Linked DNA regions of Homo sapiens: region 1 is linked to region 2. Evidence: read pairs that join two places in POLR2A ChIA-PET (ENCODE). Cell type or tissue: MCF 10A. All regions are shown on one strand. Links, peaks and the distances in the headings refer to the core of each region. The heading gives the core; the rest is flanking DNA.

What was found. Peaks named below come from ENCODE experiments on the same cell type or tissue, not always from the same donor. Only the 100,000 strongest peaks of a DNase experiment are listed, where the experiment ranks them.
Region 1: POLR2A ChIA-PET joins it to region 2 with 8 read pairs; 10 of 35 experiments call an interaction of 5 or more read pairs at or near these places.

Annotation. Positions count from the first base shown.
Region 1 is chr3:152,148,496-152,152,897 of GRCh38, reverse strand. LINC02917 (long intergenic non-protein coding RNA 2917) reads left to right here. Exons shown (of 3, transcript NR_186000.1): 2 at 944-1,232. Among named protein-coding and RNA genes, the nearest start is that of LINC02917, 55 kb to the left of the region's middle. In MCF 10A, for the core only: no CTCF peak of the experiment used is centred there; no DNase peak of the experiment used is centred there.
Region 2 is chr3:152,256,957-152,261,358 of GRCh38, reverse strand. It overlaps a transcript of MBNL1 not described here. Among named protein-coding and RNA genes, the nearest start is that of MBNL1, 9.8 kb to the left of the region's middle. RefSeq lists an enhancer at 1-250. In MCF 10A, for the core only: no CTCF peak of the experiment used is centred there; a DNase peak (open chromatin) is centred at 2,748.

The sequences.
Region 1 (4,402 bases), core at 291-4,290, 110 kb after region 2:
TCCCCACCAGACTCAGGAGCCCAGCTGGCTTCACCCAGTGGATCCCTTACCGGGGCTGCAGGTGGAGCTGCCTGCCAGTCCAGGTGCCTTGCGCCCGCACTCCTCAGCCCTTGGGTGGTCGATGGGACTGGGCGCCGTGGAGCAGGGGGTGGCGCTCCTCGGGGAGGCTCGGGCCGCCCAGGAGCCCCATGGAGGGGGTGGGAGGCTCAGGCATGGCGGGCTGCAAGTCCCGAGTCCTGCCCCGCGGGAAGGCAGCTAAGGCCCAGTGAGAAATTGAGCGCAGCGCCAGGTGGGCTGGCACTGCTGGGTGACCCAGTACACCCTCCGCAGCCGCTGGCCCGGGTGCTAAGCCCCTCATTGCCCGTGGCCTGCAGGGCAGGCCGGCTGCTCAGAGTGCGCGGCCCGCCAAGGCCACGCCCACCCGGAACTCCAGCTGGCCCGCAAGCGCCGCGCGCAGCCCCGGTTCCGGCTGGCGCCTCTCCCGCCACACCTCCCTGCAAGCTGAGGGAGCCGGCTCTGACCTTGGCCAGCCTAGAAAGGGGCTCCCACAGTGCAGCGGTGGGCTGAAGGGCTCCTCAAGTGCCGCCAAAGTGGGAGCCCAAGCAGAGGAGGCGCCGAGAGCGAGTGAGGGCTGTGAGAACTGCCAGCACGCTGTCACCTCTCACTGGGATTACAAGCGTGAGCCACCGCGGCCAGTCAGTGCTATCTTTTAAAGATTTTTTTATTTTTGTTTTTGTTTTTTTTTTCAGTCAATAAACTTGGACTTTGCACCTTTAACTAACTTGATACAGCTCCAGACAAAGCTAAGAGTCTAGATAAGCAGTCAGTCCAGTTGTGGATTGTGTCAGAAAAATGACTTTGGCAACTCATGTAGAGACTATGCTCAGGTTCCCGTGTCCATAAAAATTGGTATAATAACACTCATTCCCCTTTTATTTTGCAGACATCATAAAGATGAATAAGATAATTAAAGGAACCCAAATATATGGGCATAAACATATAAACCTGAGGTAGGACTATTATTATAATGATGTTAAACAATGAGCATATTCAAAAGCTAAGTAATTAATACAAACTGTCCAAGACCATTTTTAAATATTGCATGCATATGGAAATTTGGAAAGCAAGAAGGAATCACAAGCTGGGCCACTGGGAAAGTTCGAGAGCCCTAATCCTGCCAGAGGCACTGCAGGGTGTAGTCACTTTCAGCACTCCTGTCTGACAACTCCCAGGTGAGTAGAGAGATTTGCGTCTTTCCCACCAGCCTGTGCTGAAAAAGTTTTCCCTGCTATTTAAAAACAGGCATGGTTCCTCTCATTTCTGGTAGGCGCAAGGGCCAGAGGCCTAATAGGACAAATAACCTTTCCTTCTCCGACCCCAGAAAATGTCCACATTAATTGGAATTGAATATTGAAATGTACCACTTTTGCATACATCTAAAACTTGCAGCCTCTGGCTTCATTATGAGTCAGATGGCAAATTGGAAAGACTGCGGGTGGGTCCTGAAACAAGGCTTTGAATGTTTTCTGCGTCTTTGTGAGCAGCTAGGCTTTCTACTGCTTGTAACATTAAAGTTGAATATAAAACTGTCATTTAAAGAAAAAGTGCTAGAGCATCTCTTTCCTTCCCGGCTGTATTTGGGATCCATCGACCCTTCCACAGAGAAGTCTCCTTTGAAGTCCCCTTTCTGACCAGGTTTATCTCCCAATTATTTTTTTCTTCTTCAGCTTTGAATTTATTCTTGTTCATACTTATCTCAGTTGCAATTTTTCATTTATCTGGAGGATTATTTGATTAGTGCCTTCCTTGCCAACTGGAAAGTAAGTTAGAGTAAATCGGGGCTGTATTTACTAGGGCTGCCGTATTTATCACAAACAAGTAAACAAAAAATTACAGGACACTCAGCTAAATTTGAATTTCAGATAAACATAGAATAATTTTTAGTACAAGAATGCTGTTTATCTAAAATTCAAATTTAACTGGGAATCCTGTATTTTATCTGGCAACATTTTTAGTCACAGTTTACCTTCAAGGCTTATCATAGTATTAAGAATATTGTAAGAGTTCAATTAAAATGTCTTGAATGGATGAATGCCAGATTGCAAGGAGGAAGGAAGGTATCATAACATTTTAGACAGTTGCAAATACATAAGATTGCACACTGTATACTTATAATTCATTTCCAAAAACTCTTCCTTGAAATAAATTTTCAAAAGCCAGGAACGACCCATAGAGATCATAGATAAAACTTTTATGAGTAGTAGTCAGTAAAAATGTCATACCACAATTCCACCATCAACATACTTTCGATTCTCCTGATTTCTATACAGAAAAGGTAACGAAAATCATATACACATCACGTAATTAACTAAAAACCAAATTTGAAGCAAGAAGACTCTCCTCATTTTTTACAGTGTTGATTGAAATACAGCAGGTGAAGCTTACAGAATGTGTAGTTATAAGTAGAAACATTCACTAGAGATCAAGGGGTGTAGAAATAGCCAGGAAAACTGGCAAATAACCCTCATCAGGTTTTGCGTGTACCTCAGATATTGTTCTTTGTCATCATCATTATTATAATTGTTTGACCTAATTGCTGTCTATAAATTACAAAGCAGATTATTGTCTTCTCAGACCCTTTTCATGTTTCTCTATTCTTTCATTAATTTCAACAAATACTGAATGTCTATTGTGTGTAAAACAATCTCTAAAACAGAAAATAAAAACCTATGTAAATGTGTTAAAGACTTACATAAAAAGTATTCTTATGTGGAAATACACACATTTTTTTCCTAAAAAGAATTTGCTAACTTAGCAAAGGCAAAGATTGCAAAGCACAGAAAGAATCCATATGACGACAGTACAAGTTAAGACATGTAGAATGAGAGTGAATTCCCTCCAATATATGTGTAGTTTGGCCCCTTACCCTCCATAATCTATATATTAGTCATTTCATTGTTTGAATATTTCATTTTAGAACACCATTAATAAATTATACATAAGTTTAAATTTCTACTGCTGTATATAAGCATACTTCTACTTTGCTCTTTTTTTTTTTTTTTTCTTAGAGGTGAAAGGATCCAGTAAGACTCTCCTTCTTGTAACAATGCTTTAGAAAACCACTTTGTGGTAGATTAAAGATGAACTACGGATTTTTTACTGTTCTTTGCACAAGAGGTGGAGCTAAATTCCTGTCTCCTTGAACCCATGCTGTCCTTACTGAAATGTTTCCTTCTTTTCTATATACTTTGACACAGTGTGTCTAAGATTGTAGGTTTTCTTTTTTTCATTCTTTTTTTAAAGTGTTTGGTAGAACTTGCTGGAAAAGCCATATCTGAATTTGTTTTAGTTTTGTTTTTGTTTTGTCAGAAGATTTTTCACTAGGGATTCAAACACTTTAATGGTTATGGGACTATGGTATTTTCTTTCTTTTTTAATTCAGTTCCCAGGAATTTGACCAATTTATGTAAGTTTTCAAATTTACTGGCATAAAGCTCTTCATAACATCTTTATATTATCTTTAAAAATTTCTGCATCCGTTATGTCTCTTTTGTTGTTAAAGTTAATTATTTAAGCTTCCCTACCTCTTTTTCTCACTACCTCCTCGATCTCCCTTTCCTTCTCCTCCTTCTCTTTCTCTTTCTTCTTTGTTAAAGTTGCTAGTTTTCCCAAAAAAATAGTAATATGTTTTTGGCTTTGTTGATTCTTTCTATGCATTTTTCTTTTCTGTGTTAATTTCTCCATTTTCTCTTCTGTTCATAAGGATGAAAGGTTGAATGGATATTGCATGGTCAACTAGCAGTGTATCTCACACCCAATTGGAAACTGCATTCATGTACCCTAGAGGGCTAAAGAAAAGCAAAAATTTCATAAAAACACAATTTCATAGGTGAAATTCAATAGATTATCTATTTTAAAATTGTATATTTTTTAGTAAAGAATTTGTTCTGGCCCTGGCCCTTGGAAAATAATCTCTAAACTCTTAGGAATATCCCCAGTGATAGGAGTGTCTTTGTTATTCATGGGAGCCTTGTAAACTACATCTGCTAGTTTATGCTAACAAGGTGACTCCTGGTGGATACTTCTGACCACACCTGTTAGCTTAGGCTAATGAGGTGACCCATGGTGGGCCTCTTGGGCCATGTGATATCAGCCTGAGCTCTGAGAAGTAGGAGGATAGAGACTGAGAGCAACCGTGTGGGCAACCAATTAATCAGTCAATCATACCCAAGTCATGAAACTCCAATAAAGAGTCTGGGCATTGAAGTGCAGGTGGGCTTTCTTGGTTGTCAATTCTCTAAGCATATTGTCACACACTGATACCAGGAGGGTAATTTTTCCTTAGGGCAATGGAAGTCTTGTGTTTAGAACTCTCTAGACTGTGCTCTGTGTGTGTCTCTTC
Region 2 (4,402 bases), core at 253-4,252:
AGTGTTAAGGACTCTAAGGTCACACATTATCTCCTTGAACTTAAAACAAGAGGTATGTGAGGTAATTATGACCCCATGCTCATAATGAGGAGACTGAAACTAGGGCGGTGGTTCTTAACCCTGACTACATTTTGGATAGGCCGGCTGCAACTCAGACAAATTAAATCAAAATTTCTGGGAGGGGCATCCAAGCGTCTGTATCTTTTTTAAGCCCCTTAGATGATTTCAAAGCGCAGCCAAGGTTGCCAGCTTCTTGCCTAAACTCTGCAAGAAGCTAGAGTTTAGGAAATGGAAATTAACCAGAATAGGTAGCAATCCATTGACCTGTTCCATTTTTTCCTTTGGCAAGTAAAGTTTATTTGGCTCAATAGAAACAGAATTATCTGCAGGAAACTCGATCTCATATAGAATTAGATTTGGGTAGGCTGGTGCCCATATGCATCTAGAAATGAGGGAGTTAGGACTAGCTGTGGATAGCTAAACTGGTGGTGCAAGGTGGTACATTTTGTCATGCACATGCTTGGAAGTGGTGCTTCTTAGGCAACCAAAATATGTTTCACTTTATGCCGGGTAAGCATTAGTGGTCCATAGGATTAAAAACAGATAAGACAAAGAGTTAAGATCACACAAAGGAGAATCCTACATATTCTAAAATGCTTAGTTTGCTGTTTGTTTAAAATTCTATACCCTGTCTCTTGCTAAGAAATTGTGATTATAAGCACCCCCTTGAGAGTGACATCAGAGCCTCTGAGAGATAAAGTGTGTCCTTGGCCACTTCCTTTTGAAGATATACATATCTTCACCAGTTACATACTCATACATGTAATTATGTGTATTCAACAAAAGCTATTCTGTACATTCAATATATTTTATAAATTCGTTCAATAAATTAACATAGTTAAATTATAAACACAAACAAGTTAGCAGAACATACCTCACTTGAAACTCATTTGAAGATAATGCTAGACATCTTAGTTTATGGCCTTCGTGAATGTGCCGTCAGTCCAGTTGACCCTCCTGGCCCCACCTGGATGGATCTGAATGCCCATGTTTCTGCAATGGGCTTAGCAATGAGTAACTGCTGACAGGGCCTGATTCCATCGAGCCCTCCCAGTAATGAATGTGTTTTTAGACAATGTGGAGCATTCTTTTCCTTTTTCAAACTTTTCTGGCCATAGGTCACCAGCTCACCAGTTACTGCTGCATTTTCATTCTAAACCTTATTGCTATCAACTTTCCTATCCAGTCTACAATAGTCACTGAGCACCTGGCATAATTCCAGTCTTTCCTAGAGTCTGAGGCTACATGGTAAGAAAAACTAGACCTGAAGCCTCTTGAAATATGCAGTATAACAAGGACAATGAATATGAAATGGTAAATAATTATGATCAACTAAGTAAATAATATAAATGTGCAAAATTTAGTGAATGAGAAAAATGAGAGTGTGTATCTGGTGAATCTAAACAGATAAACAATTATAATTATTTTATTGCTCTCTCCCTTTTTTATTGAATTCAAATGTCTCACATTATAGTTGAAAGTCTTCACAGTATTTGTACTACATGTGCACATTGAATTCTTCTTCATTTGTAAGGACAGAATTCTATTACTAGTTGCATGAAATAGTGACTATTTGTGTTAAGTGGCAAGGTGTCCATCACATAGCCTCTAAAGGCAGGGTCGGAAGAAATCTCTGACTGATCATTAGTACTATGCTCTTGCTGTTGCAGTCTTTGGTGTTACTGTCATTCACTTCCTGGGCTTAATCTTTTAAGGGTATGATATCTACAGACAAAGCTAGCCAGCTTATCTTTGATAACTTCAAGAAGTACAGCATGTCGGCTTTTGGATTAATATTTGAAAATAAAATAAAAATTTAATTTTATTATCACTTGTTTTGTCAAAAATCAAAGGCTCTTTTAAAATCTTTTTTGGCTGGATGTAAAATGATTTTTTTCTGTTTCTGGATATAAGGTAACCTGTGCTTATTTTGAATGATGTATCAAGTGCCTTTAATAGAAGTTTAACGATTCTGTTCAAGTTACTACTATAAAGATGTTTATGCATAGTTATTCTAGACTAGCAAAAGAGCAGTAATCTATAACTCCCACCCACATACTTACTCCCATGCACAGTGTTTCTTCCTTCTACAGCTTTAAGACTCCCACGCTTCTGCAAAAGCACTTTCCTACTTGTCATTTAGTCTTTACAATTAAGTAAAGAAAAAGTTAATTGTATAAAAGAAGCTGGTTTCTTGGACCTCTCTCTTTATGGAGTTGTACTCTCTAAAGATAGCCTAAATTATAGACTTAGCCAGGACAGTTTTTCCCCTTCGGAGACCTTTGAAGTTTGTTTATTCTTACAAAGCTCTGGAAGGCTCGTCTGAAAGAAGCTGTAAATAATTTGCCAAGGTCCCTAAATACCAAGAAGCCCACGTGGACACTAGAAGGTGTCAACTTTTCTTGATTACTCTTGAACTTGTGGGAAAGGGAATGTTTGGCACCAATATCAGATTCATAGAAGGCAGCCAAAATTAATTGTTAGAAAGAAGGTATGCTTAGACGATATGTGGCATAACTTTGGGCATTTTCCTTCCCATGATGAAAGAAGCAGCCGATGAAGTAAATCTGTTTTGTTTATGACTAGATTACTCAGTGACTAAAAGGAAAACACTGTCTACTTTGGGGTTATTGGCAACAGATATATACATACCAAGTATGACACATGGGCTAGTTTCCACTGGCAGTAGTTATTGATGTTGCAACCTTGGTCTTTGCTGCAACCTTGCCCTGCTGCCTTTGTTGTTGGCTGCTCTTGGCAACAGGGCATACCCACCTCCCCCTGACAACCAACTTGGTGCAATGGCCTGCACATGACCCACACACTTTTTAGAAGAATCAGGGCAGGAAAAGATTAAGTGTAATTTCCCATGGCCTTGGCTATTAGACATAAAGACAGGCTTTAGAATCTGTTATTAGGCATAAGATTTTGGACAATTTTTTCCTAGTCTCAGGTTCCTGCAAACTTAAAATGTCTACCTTGTGGAATTATGATAATAAATGACTTCATGAGAATTATCCTAACATTGATCAGGCCTTTGATAAATTACAGCTATTTTCATTATTTAAAATAGTAATTAGAAATTTTAAAATACAGAATATGTTTTTTAAAAAATAAGCTCTTGTTAAGCTTCAAGTCTCTTCAAAATATGAGGATTCAAATCAAATTACAAATTTTAAGAAATATATAGCTATTTTCTACAAGATGGTATAGGTATACAGAGATACCTTTACAGTTTTTATATTAGGTAGGATGTAATTAAAAAGGAGCCCAAGATGTTTCCTGAAATGATTAACAGGAACTTTAGAAACATAACTATTGATTGGTCAGTGCACAGGTTTCTTTGGTCGAACTTTTCTCACCCACTTTACAAGCAAAAACATGAGAAAGACAAGTCAAATGAAGCCAAGCAAATGGTATCTACCACATTAACGAAGAGTATAAGATGCACAGTTGCATGAAAACCACTTCCTTTAGCACTATATTTCAAAAATTTTTTTTTACTCCGCCAGAGCTGTCGCCACAGGAAGGAAAATTTAGTTGTCTTCTTGCTTATTTAAGGAACACAAGTCAAGAGATTATTCCAGGCATTACTTCGTGTTTTTAAGCTCTTACTCCTACCTCCCTGAAAAATGTGTCTCCTGACTTCATCAGAACAAACACACTCAGAATTTTAAGAGGAGAAAATAATGATTATGTGTTGCTAAGTACTATTTTAGTAACAAATGCTTGGGCCACTAAAATTATGACATCACCCACAGAAAGAATAACATTTACACTTTTGAGAGATTTTTTTTTTTTCCTAACATGATGGGTCACCAATGAGAGGAGGAAAGCCAAATAAAGGCACAAGGAGAGGCCTCTTGGCTCTGGAGAAGGCATCCTTAGCATCCTCTTCTGAAGGGTGATCATAAGCCCCAAGTTAATTAAATAGGCCCAATGTCTGCCTGCTCTTTCTGTATTCCCTTCCTGAATCTAGTTCATGTCAACAAATGTGTACTATTATTGTAGAAAATCGAATGCTCTCATACTTTTAATAGGTTTGCTTCTTGGTTAATATGCCCAGGTCAGGAAGTGGCTTATATTTCAGGAGTGCTCTCTAATACTTATTGCAGATATTCAAGCATTTATTCTCTCACACACACGCACTTAAAAACCGCACACTACCTCACACTCTGCAATAATCCGATAGTATGGTGGTCATCATACCCACATATATACATGATAAGATAGAATGCATTGCTTAAATAGCACATAAGTCATCTATAATCCTCCACACCCTGTAATACCAGTAGCACAATGGTTTTCTATTTGGAGGTTGCCAGGAGCACTCAAAAGTAAG